Regions from separate parts of the Homo sapiens genome. Here region 1 is linked to region 2. A link is an interaction called in ENCODE POLR2A ChIA-PET data of the cell type or tissue named here. Cell type or tissue: PC-3. All regions are shown on one strand. Links, peaks and the distances in the headings refer to the core of each region. The heading gives the core; the rest is flanking DNA. Region 1 has its middle 21 kb from the start of PIP4K2A. Region 2 overlaps PIP4K2A (phosphatidylinositol-5-phosphate 4-kinase type 2 alpha).

Region 1 (9,962 bases), core at 1,187-9,186, 130 kb before region 2:
TGTAATGTTAGTCTTTTTTTTTTTTTGAGACGTAGTCTAGCTTTGTCGTCCAGGCTGGAGTGCAGTGGCATGATCTTGGCTCACTGCGACCTCTGCCTTCAGGGTTCAAGCAATTCTCCTGCCTCAGCCTCCTGAGTAGCTGGGATTACAGGCGCCCACCACCACTCCAAGCTAATTTTTGTGTTTTTGGTAGAGACGGGGTTTCACCATGTTGGTCAGGCTGGTCTTGAACTCCTGACCTCAAGTGATCCACTCACCTCAGCATCCCAAAGTGCTGGAATTACAGGTGTGAGCCACTGCGCCCAGCAAATGTTAGTCTTTTACGACATGAATGGATTGTAAAAATAGAAACAAATGTGTCCCCTCCCTGCATCTACAGCCTTGTGAAGTGACTTCACAGCTTCCCCCATTGGGAGGTAGAGTCTGCTTCTCCACTCTTAATCTGAACTTGACCATATGACTGGCTTTGGCCAATAGGACATTAGCCAACATGACACAAGTAGAGACTTGGAAGGCACTTGTACGTTAGAACCTGCTCTCCTGCAGCTCCTGGGGACTCTTCCACCACCATGTGGAAATGTCAGGCATAGTCTACCAGAAAATGAGAAACTAGGTGATGTGGTCCCAACTGAAACATGAGCTATCCCAGCTGAGCCCCAGCTAGCTCCCATTGTAGCTGGAAGTTGACCACAGACCTGTAAGTGAGCCAAGCCAAGATCAGAATAACTCAAGAGCAAAAGAAATGACTGCTTTTTGAAGCCACTAAGTTGTACGGTGGTTTGTTACACAGCAAAAGCTAACTGATACAGGGAGAGATAACAGAAAAAAACCCTTCAGAGATATATTATTAATGTTTGATAAATGAGGCTAAATGGGAAAAAAAGATTAACTTTCTTATCTAAGATATGAAATTGAAGTATAGTGAAGTCCCACAATTTTCTCAAGGGTCATTTTGTTTTGTTATTTTTTTTTCTTTTTGTGTGTGTGTGTGTGTGTGTGTGTTTTTTGAGACAGAGTCTTACTCTGTTGCCCAGGCTGGAGTGCATTGGCGTGATCTTGGCTCACTGCAAGCTCTGCCTCCCAGGTTGATGCCATTCTCCTGCCTCAGCCTCCCGAGTAGCTGGGACTACAGGGGCTCACCACCATGCCCAGCTAATTTTTTGTATCTTTAGTAGAGACAGGGTCTTACCATGTTAGCCAGGATGGTCTCGATTTCCTGACCTCGTGAACCACCCACCTCAGCCTCCCAAAGTGCTGGGATTACAGGAGTGAGCCACCGTGCCCGGCCTAAGGGTCTTATTTTTAATATAATAAAAATTGGGGGCAAAACATTCTAAATATCTTAAGTACCAGCTATGTTCTAATTACTGTTCTGTAACTGTTCCAGATGACCTGAAATCCTGTGGTTCTATCAGATTATTAAAAGCTGATTTGGATTTTTGTATGTTGATTGCTATCGTAACTAAAAATTCTAGATCATCTAGGCCATAGCCAGTTGCACTGTGAAAGGGTCAAAGAGAATGCTCCCTTAGTTGAGGGAAGATGTTACTACATCTACAGTGACGAAACTTTAGTTTTCATTGTTCTAAAATTACAACGGAAATATGGAGGTTTATCCTTACTGATATTTTGAGTATTTTAGAATCTATATATTCCATTTATCTTTTTATGGAGCTTGGAGATTCTGAGAGACATGTGAAAACCTAAATGTTACTGATTTTCAGTTATTTTAAACAAAATAAGCATTATCAAGAAAGTGAAAAATGTAAACTAGCAAGAATTTAATTGTAGGTTATCTATCTGTAGCAATCATACATTCTACTTTGAATGCTTTTGCATATTGAACTCTCATCCTCTATTGACCACTGAGGGCCATACAACTGTTAAGTAACAATGCGAAATTCCTGGCTATCTCTGTAATTTAGTTAAACAATCAACTAATATTTATGCAGAATCATTAACTTAACTGGGAAAGCAGGTTTCATGATGTTACACACTCTGAGTTGAAGAAAATTGTCCACCTTTGCAATCCTAAAACATTCAACATAGCAATGTAAAAGTGTAGGCAAACAGCACTGGGTGAATATAAACTTTGAAGATGGATTAATTTTTTTTCCACATAGGGTACTATATTAACAAAAAAGGTGCAACATAGTAGCCACTGGATAAGGAGTCAGATTTAGGGTGAGAGGTCACATTGTATTACGTGGGAGTGATTCCAGAAGTGCATGGAACTCAGAGGAAATGAAAACAAAGAGCAAATGCCTGCGTGTCCTGAGTCAGCCATGAGGGTGATTAATAGGGAACTGCATTAGGAATAGTCCTCACAGCTAAGCTCCTTGTTTGTCCTCTTGTTTTATTTAGCACTGGGCAACACTGTCTTTATTTTATTTATTTATTTATTTGTTTGTTTATTTATTTATTTATTTGAGATGGAGCTTCACTCTGTCACCCAGGCTGGAGCGCAGTGGCACTATCTCGGCTCACTGCAACCTTCGCCTCCCAGGTTCAAGCAATTCTCCTACCTCAGCCTCCCGAGTAGCTGGGACTACAGGTGCCCACCACCATGCCTGGCTAATTTTCCTATTTTTAGTAGAGACAGAGTTTCACCACGTTGGCCAGGCTGGTCTCAAATTCCTGACCTAAAATGACCCGCCCACCTCAGCCTCACAAAATGCTGGGATTACAGGCATGAGCCACCGTTCCCTGACCAACATTGTCTTTTTTTTTTTTTTTTTTTTGAGACAGAGTCTCACTCTGTCACCCAGGTTGGAGTGCAGTGGTGCAATCTCGGCTCACTGCAACCTCCACCTCCCGGGTTCAAGCTATTCCAGCCTAAGCCTCCCGAGTAGCTGGGATTACAGGCGCGTGCCACCACACCTGGCTAATTTTTGTAGTTTTAGTAGAGATGGGGTTTTGCCATGTTGGCCAGGCTGGTCTCCAACTCCTGACCTCAAGTGATGCACCAGCCTCACTCTCCCAAAGTGCTGGGGTTACAGCTGTGAGCCACCACACCTGGCCACTTTGCAGATATTCTTATCACCCTCTTAGAGCATTTATGTAGGTGAAGAGGCCCAGGATAGCCTCCTTTAAGATGAGAGACCATGTGGAGAGACAAGCCCAGCTAAGAGTCAGCTCCAACAGCCAGACACATGAGTGAGGTTCCAGTCGAGCTCCCATGTGACTGCAGCTGAATGAGTGGTCCCAGCAAGACCAGTGGAAGAAACCTCCAGCTGGGCCCAGCCCAAAGAGCTGACTCACTGAAATATTACACAATAATATGGTAGCTGTTTTAAGCCACTGGGGTTTGGAACAATTTCTTATGCAGCAATATATAACTAATGAATACAACTAAAGTACATTTGAATGGCAAACATAAAACAAATCCAGTGTTGCTGTTTGCAAGAGTTACAAAAAAAAAATACAGGTAATTTGAAAATAAAGGGACAACAACATGCTACCCAAAAAGCAATATTAAAACAGAAAATAAATCGAAAAGGTAAACATTTCAAAAATAAAGATATTTTATACTGGTAAAACGTACATCTTACCAGAAAGGTACAAAAGTCATATACCTTTATACACTTAATGATGTAGTTTCAAAACATGTTAAGTAAAAACTGTTTTACTATGAAAGGACATAGGATAAAACAACTTGGAAGTAAATAAATTTAAAAATAAGTGAAAAATATAGAGGATTACAGTTACACAATTAATAAACCTAATTGAAGAGTTATGTTTTAAGAAAATCTGTGCCAAACATATAGGAAAATGCATTAAGTATTCTTATTTATCTTCATTTTTATGTATTATTCCCAACATAAAAAATACAGAGAATCATATCTCAACATATACCTGCCACTGAGATTTTTTTAAAGGTTAACTTTTTTTGCGTATGTATTTAGATCTTTTGGCTTTTAGAAAATAAAATGCTACAGATACAACAACCTTTATTATCACATTTACCCCTGTCGCTCTCTAAAGGGCACAACTATTCTTATTAAAATGATAAATTTCCCACCCTGTTTTTATACTTTTTTTACATATATGTGTTTCTGTAATTAATATGTAGGTTGATTTTTTTGTTGTTTTTTTGGAGACAGGATCTCTGTCACCCAGGCTGGAGTACAGTGATATCATCTTCACTGCAGCCTTGAGCTCCTGGGCTCAAGGGATCCTCCTGCTTCAGTCCCTCCCGAGGGACTAGAGGCACTCACTACCATGCCTGGCTAATTTTTAAATTTTTTGTAGAGACTGGGTCTCACTATGTTGCCTAGGCTGATCTCGAACTCCTGGCCTTGTGTGATCCTCATGCTTTGACCTCCCCAAATATTGGGATTACAGGTGTGAACCATGACGCTTGGCCTATTATGTGCATTTTTAAGATTTACATTGTGCGGGGGACGAGGGGAAAGAAACCTTTTTTCTCTACCCTCTTAGTTTTGGCATCTGGGGCCCAGAAAAGTAAACTGACATAGAGCATCTTAACAAAAAACAATAAATTTGTAGAGAAGTGAAAAGACTAAAGGAAAAAGGGTTTAGGTTCTTAGGGGTGGCAAACTACAAGAAGGTAAGTATATAGGGGAAATTAATGAAGGATGAGGATTGTTTTATAAGGTTTGTCATACAGATTCCTGTCTGAGCTGATACTTGGAGTCTAGAGTCATCTCTGGTGACTAAGACTTCTGGGGATTAAGAGTGGTTCTCTTTCTGATAAGGGAGAGGGAGACACCTTAACAAATGGGAATTTATGTTCTGCTTTAAGTCAGATAGGAGAGGGCACAGAGCTTTATTTTCTTATGTCTACTGCCCTCTTAGCTACCTTTGGCTCAAAATAATTCTTATGCCACAATGGCATATTTTCAGCTGGCATGTTCTGATCCCCTACAACATAAAATTTTAAATTTACATAAATATATATCTTTCTGCAATATTTTTAAAATTCAAAATAAAATAGCCATGCTGTATTCACTTGAAAGCATATGATGAAGTTCATTCATTTTAGCTGCTGTGAAGTATTGAATTCAGTGGTCCTGTCTCCTACTACTGACCGCTTAGGTTGCTTCTAATTTTTTGCCATTATGTAAGCCCGCAGTGTACACCTTTGTATACACTTTTGTGGATGGATGTAAAAGCATTCCCAGAAAACTGGAATTGCTAGGTCATAGGTAATACAAACCTTGAGCTTTGCTAGATATTGCCAAACTGTGCTAAGAAGTGGCACCAATGTTATCACCCTATAATGTAATCACCAATGTATACTCCAGCAGTGGCTGAGGGTTCTGATTTCCCTATATCACGACCACCAGTTTGTATTGTTAAACTTTTTAAATCTGCGCCAATTTGCTGAAAGTGATATGGTATGGTTTAGTCTAGAACTGGCCAGGTAGGTGGCTCACACCTGTAATCCCAGCGCTTCCAGAAGCCAAGGCAGAAAGATGGCTTGAGGCCAGGAGTTTGGGACAAGCCTGGGTAGCAATGAGACTCTGTCTGTACAAAAACACTTTTTTTAATTAGCCAGGAGTGGTGGCATGCGCTTGTAGTCCCAGTTGCTTACGAGGCTGAGGCAGGAGTATCACTTGAGCCCAAGAGTCTGAGACTGTGATGAGCCATGACTATGCTACTGCACTCCACCCTGGGTGACAGAGTGAGATTCTGACTCAAAAATATAAATAAATACAGTAATAGAATGCTAAGTTAATAACGGCATTCCCATTGTCATCTGGCATCTAATGTTGCAAATGATAAATACACTATCAGTTTACCTGTCATTCTTTTTTGTCACCTTATTTCTCTGTTTTAATATTTTGTCTTTGTCTTTGTCATTGTGCAGCTTACAGTCACATCATTTTGTATTTTTTGTTGTTGTTGTTTTTGAGACAGGGTCTCCATCTGTCGCCCAGTCTGGAGTACAGGAGTGTGATCATAGCTCACTGTAGTCTTGAACTCCTGGTCTCAAGTGGTCCTCCCGATTCAGTGTCCTGTGTAGCTGGGACTATAGTCATGTGACACCACACCCAACTAACTTTTTTAAAAATCATTTTACTTTGGGAGGCTGAGGCGGGTGGACAACGAGGTCAGGAGATCGAGACCATCCTGGCTAACACGGTGAAACTCTGTCTCTACTAAATATACAAAAAATTAGCCGGGCATAGTGGCGGGCGCCTGTAGTCCCAGCTACTCTGGAGGCTGAGGCAGGAGAATGGCGTGAACCTGGGAGGCGGAGCTGCAGTGAGCCGAGATGGCGCCACTGCACTCCAGCCTAGGCGACAGAGTGAGACTCCGTCTCAATAAAAAAAAATTATTTTTGTAGAGACAGGGTCTTGTTATGTTGTCCAGGCTAGTCTTGCACTCCTGGTCTCAAGCAGTCCTTCTATCTCAGCCTCCCAAAGTGCTGTGATTATAGGTGGTATTGGTTTTTAAATTAATTCTGTTGAAGACTAAGTATCCTTCCTAAATTATATTCTAAATCATTATCTTTTTAAATGCTGCCCCCTGACTTCTGTTTCCAGCAATTTGGTAAACTTGGTGTGCCCATTCAAGTATAGAACCATTTTTAAAGGACAGATAAAAATAGGAAAAAAAAATATACTTCAAGAAATGTTTTGCGGCCTTCTGGAAAGTAAAGGAAAATAACTAGGGGCCGAAAAGAACTAGAAGTCATGATTTCATAAGCACTTGAGCCAGCATGTAACCTGAGGGCATCTGCAGATGCCTGATGGCCCAGTATCTGAGAGTCAAGTAGAGTAAAGGGTCAGAAGGAGGCTGCCCACAAAAGCCAGGATCTTCCACTGACAATGACATCAGAAGTGGGTGAATAGAAAAGATACCCACTGAAAAAGACTCTGGCTGTTTTGACCTCGGCTCTGGGTAAACAGAGAGGGGCAAAAAGTCTCTTAATCAGTTGTAGCCACAAGTATGCACTCATTCAGCTTGGGAGGCAAATCCACAATATTTCTGAGACACAAAAAGGCCCAAGATAAAAATCCTCCCTAGAGGAACATCCTTTAATCATAGGCCTCAAACAACTCCAACATATAAAGTTCCAAGGAACATATTCTCACAATCAAAAATCCCTACATGCATGAGGAAACAAGCCACAATGAATGAGAGTTATAAAGAAAGATAAAATGTAAATTCAGACACACGAAGAGTACAGAAATTAAATATAGTGCAGAGGAAAATCCTTAAGAGAAGATAACATTTGGGCAAAGACATGAAGAAGGTGAGAGAGTGAGCCATCCAAGTATCTCAGGAGAGGTGACCTTAGTGGAGAAATCAGAGTTCAAAGGGTCTGAGGCAGGAACATGACTGAATGTTCCAGAAACAGCATGCAGTTTGACCTACACTTCTAAAAATATCCTTCTGGATTCTATGTTGAGAATATAGAGGTGAAGGACAAGAGCAAAAGCAGGTAAGCCAGATAGATTATGAATTCGTGTGAGATATGTTGGGTGAATTAGACCAAGGATGTAAGGCATAAAACTGAGATGTAGACAGATTCTTGAAGGTAGGGTAGAGAGGATCTGATGATGGATTGAATGTGGTTGAGAAAGAGAGAGAGGAATCCAAATCACTTTTCACCTACGATGGGAAAGAAGAAAGATGAAGCATGATTGGGAGAAGGGCAGGAGTTTTTTTCTGAACAGGTTGTGCTCAGATCACCAAATTGGGAAGTTAAATAGACAGTTGGATATATGAATATGGACTTCAGAAGAGAGGACTTAACTGGAAGTTTCATTTAGGGGCTGACATAAAGATGAAGCTAATGAAAAAAAAAATCTCACATTCAAGAAGGGCAATGCATCTCTAGAAGAATTAAAAACAGGATCTGGGACATCAGGTTTTAGCTCCAGTACGTAAATGGATTGGAACTCATCACTCCCATATAAACAATAAGATAAAAAGCTGAAGAAATGGAAAATCAATGACTTTTTTTTTTTTAACTCTTCAGAGAATTGATGTTGCAGAGCAAATGGGCACCCTGAAATCCGGAGAGAAAGACAAATACAAAGAATCACAGCCAAGATCAGCTTGCTGAGTTTTTGAAACGGTAAATAAAATTGATAAATCTTTAGCTAGACTAACTAAAAAAGAAAAAGAGAGAAGACTCAAATAAAAAAATTATAAATGAAAGAGGAGACATTCCATCTAATATCACAAAAATACAAAGTATCATAAAGAAGAACCATAAACTGTTATACAGCAATAAATTGGATCACCTACAAAAAGTGGATAAATTCCTAGACACATACAACTTACCAATCATGAAGAAATAGAAAATCTGAACAGGCCGGGTGCGGTGGCTCATGCATGTAATGCCAGCACTTTCGGAGGCCGAGGCGGGCAGATCACAAGGTCAGGAGATTGAGACCATCCTAGCTAACACGATGAAACCCCGTCTCTACTAAAAATACAAAAAATTAGCCTGACGTGGTGGCGGGCACCTGTAGTCCCAGCTACTCGGGAGACTGAGGCAGGAGAATGGTGTGAACCCGGGAGGCGGAGCTTGCAGTGAGCCGAGATCATGCCACTGCATCTAGCCTGGGTGACAGAATGACACTCCATTTCAAAAAAAAAAAAAAAATCTGAACAGACCAGTAATGAGTAAGGAGATTGAATCAGTGATTGAAAACCTTCCAACAGTAAAAGCCCAGGACCCATTAGCTTCACTGGTGAATTCTACCAAGCATTTACAGGATTAATGCCAATCCTTCTCAAACTCTTCCAAAAAATTCAAGAGGAGGTAATTCTTCCAAACACATTCCATGAGGTCAGCATTACCCTGACATTACAGCCAGAAAAATACATGACAAAAACAAAAAACAAAAAAACAGAACAATATTCCTAAATGAACATAGATGCAAAAATCTTCAACAAAATACCAGCAAACCAAATTCAACAACACATTAAGAGGAGCATACACCATGATCAAGTGGGATTTATCCCTGAGATGAAAGGATGGTTCAAAATACATAAATCAAGAAATGTGATATACCGTATTAATAGAATGAAGAATAAAAATCATATTGTCATCTCAATAGATGCAGAAAAAGCATTTGACAAAATTCAACATAATTTCATGATAAAAAAGAAAAATCTTTCAACAAATTAGGTGTAGAAAGAAGGAACCTCAACACCATAAAGGCAATATGTATCAAGCCCATAGCTAACAACATATTCAATGATAAAAAGCTGAAAGCTTTTCTTCTAAGATCAGGAACAAGACCTGGGTACTTCTATTCAACGTAGTATTGGAAATCCTAGTCAGAGCAATTAGGCAAGAAAAAGGTATAAAAAGCATCCCTACTGGAAAGGAAGAAGTATAATTATCTCTGTTTGCAGATGACATGATCTTATATATAGAAACTGCTAAAGATTCCACAAAATTTTGTTGGAATAGGCAAATTCAGCAAAGTTGTAGGATAAAAAAATCAGCATACAAAAATCAATTGTGTTTTTGTACACTAACAAATAAGTAATAAAAAATAAAATAAATAAATAAAAAGACAGAGATTTGCAGAGTTAATTTAAAAAAATACCCAACTATATGCTGCCTTCGAGAAACACAGATAAGGCAGAAAGACATGGATAGGTTAAAAGTAAAGCAAAGGAGAAGGATATTCCATGCTAACATTAAGCAAAGAAATGTTGGAGCAGCTATATTAATTTCAGACAAAACAGATTGCAGAACAAGGAAACTTATTAGATAAATACCTTCACATGATCTGAATAGGCCTATATCTATTAAAGGAATTTAATCAATAATTAACAACCTGGCATTAAAAAAAGCAACAGACTCAGATGGTTTCACTGGTGAGTTCCACCCAGCATTTAAGGAAGAAATGATACTAATTCTCTACAAGCTTTCCCAGATAATAGAAGAGAGAATACTTCTTAACTCATTCTATGAGACTAGCTCTATCCTAATATCAAAATCACATAAACAACACAAGAAAGAA
Region 2 (9,962 bases), core at 1,185-9,184:
CTTCCTTCATCAGCCTCCTAAGTAGCTGGGACTACAGGTGCACACCACCACGCCCAGCTAACTTTTGTTATTTTTTTATTTGTTAGAGACGAATTCTGTTGCCTAGGCTGGTCTCAAAGTCCTGGGCTCAAGCAGTCCTCCTGCCTCAGCCTCCCAAATTGCTGGGATTACATATATGAGCTGCTGTGCCCAACTGTATCTACAGATTTATAACGTGCATTAATTGTGGAAAATTCTGAATCATTATTTTTTCAAATATAATCATCTTTTGTTCATCTTCTATTTCTGTATAATTTCTCACAGCTTAAAAAATTCTATATCTGATCATCTTAGTAACTAAAGTCTTGAAAATATTAATTAGTCGTTGCTGTCTCTGTGAGCTCATGTTTGATTGATCTTCATCTGTGGGAAGCCTGGAGGCCTGGCAGGGGTTGCTCTCCTCCGGAGATCATTTACATTTACTTCCACCAGGTGTTGGGGCCACTTTCAAAGGCTTCCTTCAAGGATCTCAGGTTAACGTTGAAGCCTTTGTTGAGCTCCCAGCTTTCGTTTGGCCCAAGTAAGTGTTGAAACTGGCATTTGTCCTCGGAGTCCCTCCTTTCAGGCTTGCTTAATGGTCCCCACACTCCCTGTGGATTAAACTCACTTTGGGGGAAGAAAGGTGTCTTGGAGATTGCCTCTACTGTCTGTGAACCCAGCAATGTGATTAAAAAAAACAAATAGCTCTATCAAGCAGCTCATTCTTTTGTTGTTTGCTTGTTTTGTTTTTGTAACTGAGAATCCTTCAGCGTACCTGCCTTCTATCCTACTGGAAGCATAAATCTTTGACATGGTTTTTATTGCTAGCAACAAGGAAAGTCAACATGCAAAAATAGTTAACGAAGAGAAAGTTCAGGTTTTTCAAAATTGTGTCCAAAGCTGTCCCTTTCATTCACTGGAACTTGATCTTACCCTTTGTCCTTTGGAAACACATCTTTGCTTTTGTTCTTGACTCATGTCCAACCCACCTCCTTCTCTTGTAGTCCTGGGACCACGTGTCTTCTTCCTTCCCTGAATGGAGGTTCTTCTTTTGGTAAATTCATGCCCCACCCCAATCTTTATTTTTAAACTTAGTTCCTGTAAGGGAAGTAAAGAGCACACAGATGAGTTCAATATATAAATCACGTCCATTAATCCAACAAATATTTACGTGAAAAATTTAAAAGCTTTCTTTCTCAGATAACATTTTCTTTACAGAAGGAAGTTGTCCTGGACATGTGACCAAAGGGTCTGTGGGATGAGGTTGTGGAGGGAAGGTAGGGAGAGTGGATGGGCAAGAAGCAGGGACAGGTGGCATGAGGATTGACTCTCCCTCACCACTGCCGTCCGGTGGCCACCATGGACCCAGCATCAGACAGACATAAGAAGTGGGAATGAGGAAGGCAGGAAGAGAGATTATGATGGCAGAGGGAAGGAGGGTGGGTTGGTGGGTGGGAAGAGAAGTTCCTGTGTCCACCATGTTTTTTTTCCCAAGGTACACATTCAAGTCAAGTCCTCCTCACCTGGATAGTAATAACCCATGCTATTTATTTTATATTTTTCCAGATCAATGAACTGAGCCATGTTCAAATCCCTGTTATGTTGATGCCAGATGACTTCAAAGCCTATTCAAAAATAAAGGTGGACAATCACCTTTTTAACAAGTAAGTACAAGTATGACCTTTCATAAGACTAGCGTGGCTGCTAGGAGTACAAGTTTTGTGAATTTTTGTAATCACATAATTTGTCAATGGGTGGGAGTAAAGTTTTGCTGATGAAGTTAATCCTGTGATAAACATAACCATCTGTCATTTTTAGAGAAGCAACAGCAGGCTCTCTGGGATAATATCCTTTGCCATATGGCATATTGTTCTCTATGAATATCTTATACGTTGAAAGTGATATTCTCATTATAATTCAAATTTTTGAAGCTGTAAATTGCTTGGATTTTTGAGCAGTTATGAACCTCTGCTCTTGTACACAGAACTTTGAAAATGATGATTTATGAACAGCAATGACTCCATCTTAGAACAATAAAGACCCAAGGTACATTTTCATAAGGCACAATTAGATGCCATGTTGGGCATTGATAACATTCCTCCTTCATTTGAATGTTGTTTTAGACGTCATTATGAAGCACCTATTATATGTTAGGTGGTCCATTGAGAGCTAGAGATGCAATGATATAGAAGACACGGCCCTGCCCTCAAGGGGCTCAGAGTACAAAAACTGACACATATACAAACTGCTATAGTTCAGTGTGCAAAGTATGATAAGGGAGGGGTGTGTGCATATGTATAATTTAATTTATCTGGTTGTGTGGGAACACAAAGAGGGAAACAATTCTGAATGATTAGGGTGAACCTCAAATCACTCCCATGTGAGGATCATTATGAAATTTTTTTTTGAGACAGGATCTTGCTCTGTTGCTCAGGCTGGTGTGCAGTGGTGAAATTATATCTCACTGCAGTCTCAAATTCCTGGGGTCAAGCAATCCCCCTTCCTGAGCCTTCTGAATAGCTGGGACTACGGGTGCAGGTTACCATGCCCAGCTGATTTTTTAAAAAACTTTTTGTAAAGACAGGGGTCTCACTATGTTCCCCAGGCTGGCCTCAAACTCCTGGCCTCAAGAAATCCTCCCACCTCAGTCTCCCAAAGTGCTGGGATTACAAATGAGTGGTGTAAGCCACCATGCCAGGCCAATTATGAAATTTCTTCAGGGGGCCATTGTCCTTATGTGAAGCTGATGTTAATTTTTCTCATAACAGTGTTTAGAAGCTGACTTTCAGGGAATTTCCTCTAAGCAAATTTAGAATGTGGCATTTATATAAAACAGGCCTTTTAGGGGGGTGAGGGAGTGGCCCTCCTTTCCTCAGCAGTAGCTGAGAGGGAACCTTGCTCCGCTGCCTCTTCCTAACTCACTCTCCCGCCATTGTGCTTTTCCCTCACTGCTCCCCCTGCCTGGCCCGTTCCTTCCCCACCTCTTGTTCTTTGAGGAATGGCTGCAGTGTGTGGCCAGGATTTAAAGAGGTCACATAGTCCAAGCGTGCCTGTGACAAAGGAGACAGACAGACATCCGTCTGGCCCCCTGTGTCTCCTGGATCTTTCTGCGGGTTGTACCTGGTTCTAGGAAGCACACCTGTGCTTTTGGTAGGCAGTGAACTCTGAACCCTTCTTTGGCTACCTGTGGAACTCAGTGGTGGCAGATGCAAGTCTGATTGACTCTCTCTGAGCTTTATTCCACGCTGTGACTGTTTCAGAGAAAACATGCCGAGCCATTTCAAGTTTAAGGAATACTGCCCGATGGTCTTCCGTAACCTGCGGGAGAGGTTTGGAATTGATGATCAAGATTTCCAGGTGAGTTGCGTTTGTAACATTTGCTTCCAGTAGGAAATGGGTTTTGCCATGACTTTTGCTGTGTCAATTGGGATCTGTATTTTTGTCAATAAAAGTATTATATAATAGTAATTTTCATTTTGTGTAAGAAGTTTTTAATGTTCATGCTGAAGTAAAGTGTTCTCTTGATTGGGGACCTCTATACATATGATACCGGTATAAAAGTCAGTAGGAAAATATATTACTTTTCTTTGGAAGGAGACTGAGCATGTGAGGGTTTTATATAATACTCTCATTTCCAGGTGGAAATTAACAGGCTAGCAGAGCTGCCTGTTAATTTCTGCTGTCAGACATGTCAGTAGCCTGTGTGAGTGTGCATGTTTTGTATCTTCGTAGAGGCTACTTAGGACTCTCAGGAATCTTTATCTTGCTGATTTGCTGCTTTTCAAGTTGGTCAGACTCTTGCTGCAGCATTTTTGTCAAAGGGCACCCTTTGTGCACTGCAGTGCTGGACTGTGGAGTGACCATAGCACTGTGGTCAGCACCAGGAACCCAACATCCTGGGCGTGTCCTGTGGTACATCTTCCTCTTCATCTTGATTCCCACCACGTAAAAATGTGCACTGCTGCTCTCCTCCCCACACTGGCCTGGTCCTTCATTCTAACTTTTAAACATCTGTTTTAACTCTTTAAATAACTGTTGAGCCATGATCATTTTTTTCTGAGAAAGGATTTGACATTGGTTACCCAAGTTTCATATAGCGAGCCAGATTCGTAAATGCTAAGGATTTTTTTTAAAAGTGGAAATCCAAGGGACAGGTTGAGTATCCCAATCAGAAAATCTGAAATCCAAAATGCTTCCAAATCGAATATTTTCTGATCATCAACGTGATGCCACAAGTGGAAAATTCCACAGTTAAGTGCTCAACACAGCCTTTGTTTCATGTACACAATTATTTAAAATATTGTATAAAATTACCTTTAGGCTATGTGTATAAGGTGTATATGAAATAGATAAATTTCGTGTTTAGACTTGGGTCCCATCCCCAAGATATCTCATTATCTTTGCAAATATTCTGAAATCTGAAAAAATCTGAAATACGACTGGCTGCAGGCATTTCAAATAAAGGATGCTCAGCATATACTGACTTAAGTCCCTTCAAATCTAGTCCTAATCTGCCCTCAATTTAAGATCTGAATTTATCCTGCATTAAGTGACATATTGCCACCCTGGGTGACTACAGATTGAGTACTGATACAGCTTACCCTGTATTTTCCTCTGAAGAATAGGGTCCCTCAGGCAAACTGAGATAGTTAGCACACTTTCCTAAAGATCTGTGCTCCCACTGCCCTCTCTGTACCATTGCCAAAAATTTCCAGGAATTTTTCATATGTTTACTCAGGCATGAGAGAGGCTGCCATGTTTGGAGAAAGCAGCGCTGACCAGGCTGCCGGTGACATTGTCTCATGATGGCCTGGGGTTGTGGTTTACATGGAGGTCCAGACCCTGAGCTGAGGCTCTGTGTACACAGAAGAGCTGAGGGCTGGCTAGTGGGACAGGAAGGATGTGGTTGCTCATCTGCTATTAAAACTGCGTGGGAGCCAACACTCCTGTTAGGGCGTTTCTTTTTTTTTCTTGATACAAGGTCTTGCTCTGTTGCCCAGGCTGGAGTACAGTGGTGTGATCATAGCTCACTGCAGCCTCAAACTGCTGGGCTCAAGTGATCCTCCGACCTCAGCGTCCAGAGTAGCTAGGACTACAGGTGTGCACCACCATGCCCAGCTAATTTTTTTTTTTTTTTTGGTAGAGATTGGGGTCTCACTATGTTACCCAGGCTGGTCTCAAACTCCTGGCCTCAAGCCGTCCTCCCAGAGCATGAGCCAGTGCACCTGGCCTTGGGGCTTAATTTTTAAGAGAGAACTTAGATCACAATTATGGACTTGAAATTTACTGCTGTAAAAATAATTAACTTTAACAGAAAATTATTAGAATAGTAAAAAGCATTTCTCTGAAGTTAAAATTAATAATTCTGTATCACTTTAGAACCATTACTAAATTTAAAGAGGCCACCTGAAAATGAACTAGGTGCTTTTTTTTTTTTTTTAAAGGAATTAACAGCAGATAGCTTCAGTGTCTTAAGAAAATCTCCTCTGCCTTAAGAAAAGCTGAACACCAGTGTGTTCCTCCTTCTCTCCACGTCCTTTTTTTGTTTGGCTGGGTTTTGTTTTAATAAAACAATTCCACTGGCATTTCACAGAAACTGACTTTTGAGGGCCCATGCATCTATCTTATCTTGTTAGATTCCTCAATTCATTATTGAAATGAAGTCTTTCTATTTCTTGTCATAATCAATTCTGTCAAATGAGATCCAAAATGAACCCATTATGGTCTGAGTTCTGCACTGCAGCAGAGAAAAGTAGTTTTTAAAATTTCCTCAAATGACCAATTTAGTTGCTGAAATGCAAAGACATGAACTGGTTTTCCTTCCCTTTTTTTCGCCCTACAAAGAAAACTACGTAAGTTGATATTGAAGTCAGTACAAATTGCTGAGTACAAACTTTGAAAGAAAATTAGGCAAGTGGAGGATGATTCACAAGTAACTAATTGGCAAGTCCGTTAAACTCTTCACATGAGAGCTCCCTGTTGGGGAGAGTGGTGTGAGTGTGATTAATCATTCGAACACTCCTCCTTTCCTTAGCTCTGCCTGCTGCTTTCTCTTTGGCAACTGTATTTCTATTAAAAAAAGAAAAAAAAGAAAGAAAAAGTGTGTATTCAGAGTCACTTCAGTACTGCAGAGGTATACTCTTCTTCCCTCCTCAGTCGTATATTTCTTTCCCAGTGTCTGTACCTCTTAAAATTCTTCAGTAGGGTCAGGGACCCTGAGTTCCAGCTGAAAACAGGATCGTAAATCTGGGGCTGTATCCCAGTCTTTTGGCTACTTGGTTTGGAAGAAAGGAGGGTCGTTGTGACAGCTCTGGCTCCAGGGTCACCTCGCAGGCCCCTGTATACTGCAGGGATTCAGGCGGCAGGCGGGCAGGGGCCAGGACCTGGGGCTTCAGCTGCCTGGCACATTGTTACTGCCCAGACAGTTCAATCCTCATGCCCAGTTCAAGTAACAGGTATCATTTGGCACATGTGGCGCCAAATGACTAAAAGCAACCTTGTTTTCCTCTCCTGGAGCTTGCCAATGTGCCTTTGCTGAGTAGAGTCTCCCACCGGCCGCCTCTGTCACTCCTGGGTACTGGCTGCTGAAGACTGCGTATATCGGAAAAAAACCAACTCTCTTTCTGAGCTTATCAATGTGAGCTGCTTTTTGAATACTCTTTCCCAACTGACTTGGAAAGTAGGATCAGTGACCTAGGCTCTCATAGTGTTTTGGAGGACACTGGATAGCTGAAGGGGAACAGGCATTGCCTGCTGTGTTTATTTTTCCAAACTGCTTGCATTTTGGACAAGCGGCTCTAAATCAATGTGGTGGTTAGGGGCTCCATCGTCTGGTTTATCTCGTATTCAGACCTTTCCATTCAGCCAAGTGGGTAAATGGTCCCGACTTGTCTTGTTTGTGTGACCACCTTTTTGCTACACCTGAAAAAAGTAGGTATTGGTCTGTGGAGACCACTCTGATTAAAGCAGAGCATGGTTAAGTAGTAACCTATGCAGTTGACCCCTACTGGTGAATTTAAACTTCTTAAAAAGTTTTTAAGATAAATGAAAAGGATAATGAAATGAAAAATGAAAACATTCCTGCTTTCTCAGTAAACATTTGTATCTTTCCTCTGGTTTTGATTTCTGGAATATCTTTTAAAAATGACTTTTCCTTGTTGTTAAAGACAAATTCAAAGAACAATTCTAGAATATCCATTGTTAATAACAGTACCACAGTACCATGTAACATACATATGTAAACCTCTGTGTGTGTGTGTGTGTGTGTGTGTGTGCGTGCGCGCGTGTGTGCTCGCGCATGTGTGTAACCAGTGCTTCTAGATTCAGAACTTTTTCCAATTCATTAGGGCATTTTTAAATTGCATGATAGGTTTGTAATATGCTCAGGGTTGAATCAGTGTGTCATCAAGGTTCTGATCATTGTTTGGCCAGCATGATATCCATCGTCATACTTTAAAGGTGTGTTTCAGGATGAATGCTGCCTGGGAGGCCTGTTCTGTGACTATAGCCGCAGTCCTGTGTCTACCATTACCACTGCCCCCTTAAGCCCTGATCACCCTGAGGTCTGGGATTTCATGCATAATTATCCAGTCAAAGTATTTGTTTGTACCTACCACATGTCAGGCTCTGTGCTAGCCGTTTTAGGGAATGCAGAGAGAAGAAAGGGTGAAGCATCACTTTCTTTAAAAACTATTGCATACCAGATTCTGTATTAGATGCTAACGAGATTTACAGAAACCCAGCATCTTGATTTGTAATGTTCTTCATGAAAATCTGCACCCCTCTTTCCAGTCTCTTATACTCATTTGATCGTCTCTTATGTTTATACCCAGAGAGACTGGAAAGAGGGGTGCAGATTTTCATGAAGAACATTAAACAGCCCTGGGAAGTCAAACGGAGGCTTCAGTTACATTTAGTAGCTGCCAGAGAGGGTTGCCTCCCAGAAACCAAAAAGTTATGCAGGAGGGAGCTGATGCTGTTAAACCTAAATAGACCACACATTTGAAAGTGAGGCCTCTTGTTCACTGTGGAGGATAATACCAGGTTTGCTTTTCCCCTACTGTGACTCCTGAATTAGAATCCCTCATTATTGACATCTGATGCCCTTTCTTCTTTGTGTTTGTAACAGAGAATTCTAATTTTAAAATAATTAATTTTAAGAGCTAACATTTTAAACTTTTGATATTCTTATTTCAAGTTTAGAAATAAAATTCTAAAGTGTTAAGACCTTCAGTGTATACTAAACTTGAAGTGGGGCAGCAGGAATTCTGCCTTTATCTCTAGAATATCAAGTCTATCCTCTGAAACTTTCACTTGTAGATTTCTCACTTTTGACTTTAAACTGCCTGAGGGCAGGAGCAGTGTTTGTGTTTGCTGGCTGCCTGTCACCCGTTGAGCACAATGCTGGGCTCAGCAGGCACTTAAGAAATATTTGCAGTCAGGACAGTGGCCACACCTGTAATCCCAGCTACTCAGGTGGCCAGTGCAGGAGGATCTCTTGAGCCCAGGAGTTCGAGACCAGCCTGGGCAACACAGTGAGACACCATCTCTAAAAACATGAAAAATAAATAAGTAAATAAGAAATACTTGTGAAAGAGAGTGAGGGCTAATGGGGACTTTGAAGAGAAGTGAACTCTCTGGGCCCAAGCGGAAGGCAGGAGAGCCCATGAAATGTGAAGGTATTTGGATGGTGGCAGAATAGTGGGAGATAAAGATGTTAAAATAGCAAGAAACACAAAGACACCAGGGACACTGGGCCGATTCTGCTGCCAGCGAGCAGCCCTGTGGGTTTTGCTCAGGGGAATGGCAATGTCATGACATCTGTATTTTCTTTTCTTTTCTTTTTTCTTTTTCTTTCTTTCTTTTCTTTTCTTTTCTTTTTTTTTTTTTATAGACAGAGTTTCACTCTGTTGCCCAGGCTGGAGTACAGTGGCACAATCTTGGCTCACTGCAGCCTCCCAACTCCTGGGCTCAATCGATCCTGCCACTTCAGCCCCCTGAGTACCTGGGACTACAGGTATGTGCCACTATGCCCAGCTAAGTTTTGTAATTTTTGAAGACACAGGGTTTTGCCATGTTGCCCAGGCTGGTCTCGAACTCCTGGGCTCAAGCGATCCACCCACCTTAGCCTCCCAAAGTACTGGGATTACAGATGTGAGCCACTGCACCCACCCGAGGTCTGTATTTTCTAAAGATAACTGCATTGTAATTTATAGAATGCATAGAAGGGAGATAAGGAAATCAGGAGGCCATGAAATCCCAGTGAGCCAAGCCTCCGTCACCCACCATGTAAAGCACGGAGCAGCTTGAAAAGACATTGAGAGAAGTAAACCCACAGGTTCAGTGGCCAGTGGCAAAGGACAAGAGCCACAGAGGCACTGGGACCTGAAAGCTAAGAGAGCAGGGATGCGGGTCACAGAGGGAGGGATGTTTGGGGCTACAGGTGGATAGAAAGGAAGATGGAGTTGAGTTTTTGACCTGTTGACTTACCGTAGTGGTAGGATACCTGGTGAGGCTTGTGGCCTGCATTGGGCATTCTGGGTCACAACTCTGAATGAGGTTGGAGCAGAGGTCCAGCTGTGGTGAGGATTGGCACAGTCGTGCTTGTGGGACTCCTCCTTGGTCCAACTCTAATGCTCAACCTACACCATCACCCCTGTGCTTGCTCCTCTAATGCCTAAGCACTGTCATTCCTTTATCACTAGTAGTTGCCTGTTGGGTTTGCTCCATTTGTCCTCACAGGTTAGCTGCCCTGGAAGGAAACTCCACCCTGCTCAGAGACGCACTGAGGCTGAGACCCAAGGGAGGCCCCTCTCTGATTGGACAGCCTCTTGATAGACTGGGGGAAGCTCCCTCACAGCCCATCAGGGTCAGCAGGCATTTCTTGCACTGTTTCAAGTCCTGTTTATGAACTGAGCAAATTACTGTTCCTACCACCACCTGCC

The links. ChIA-PET counts read pairs that join two places held together with the same protein. Peaks named below come from ENCODE experiments on the same cell type or tissue, not always from the same donor. Only the 100,000 strongest peaks of a DNase experiment are listed, where the experiment ranks them.
Region 1: POLR2A ChIA-PET joins it to region 2 with 15 read pairs; 5 of 35 experiments call an interaction of 5 or more read pairs at or near these places.

What each region holds. Positions count from the first base shown.
Region 1 is chr10:22,731,038-22,740,999 of GRCh38, reverse strand. No RefSeq gene overlaps it. Among named protein-coding and RNA genes, the nearest start is that of PIP4K2A, 21 kb to the right of the region's middle. In PC-3, for the core only: no CTCF peak of the experiment used is centred there; a DNase peak (open chromatin) is centred at 2,259; H3K27ac peaks cover 1,318 bases.
Region 2 is chr10:22,601,340-22,611,301 of GRCh38, reverse strand. PIP4K2A (phosphatidylinositol-5-phosphate 4-kinase type 2 alpha) reads left to right here. Exons shown (of 10, transcript NM_005028.5): 2 at 1,585-1,682; 3 at 3,279-3,375. Among named protein-coding and RNA genes, the nearest start is that of PIP4K2A, 110 kb to the left of the region's middle. RefSeq lists enhancers at 223-757, 6,060-6,209, 9,667-9,826. In PC-3, for the core only: no CTCF peak of the experiment used is centred there; a DNase peak (open chromatin) is centred at 4,871; H3K27ac peaks cover 316 bases.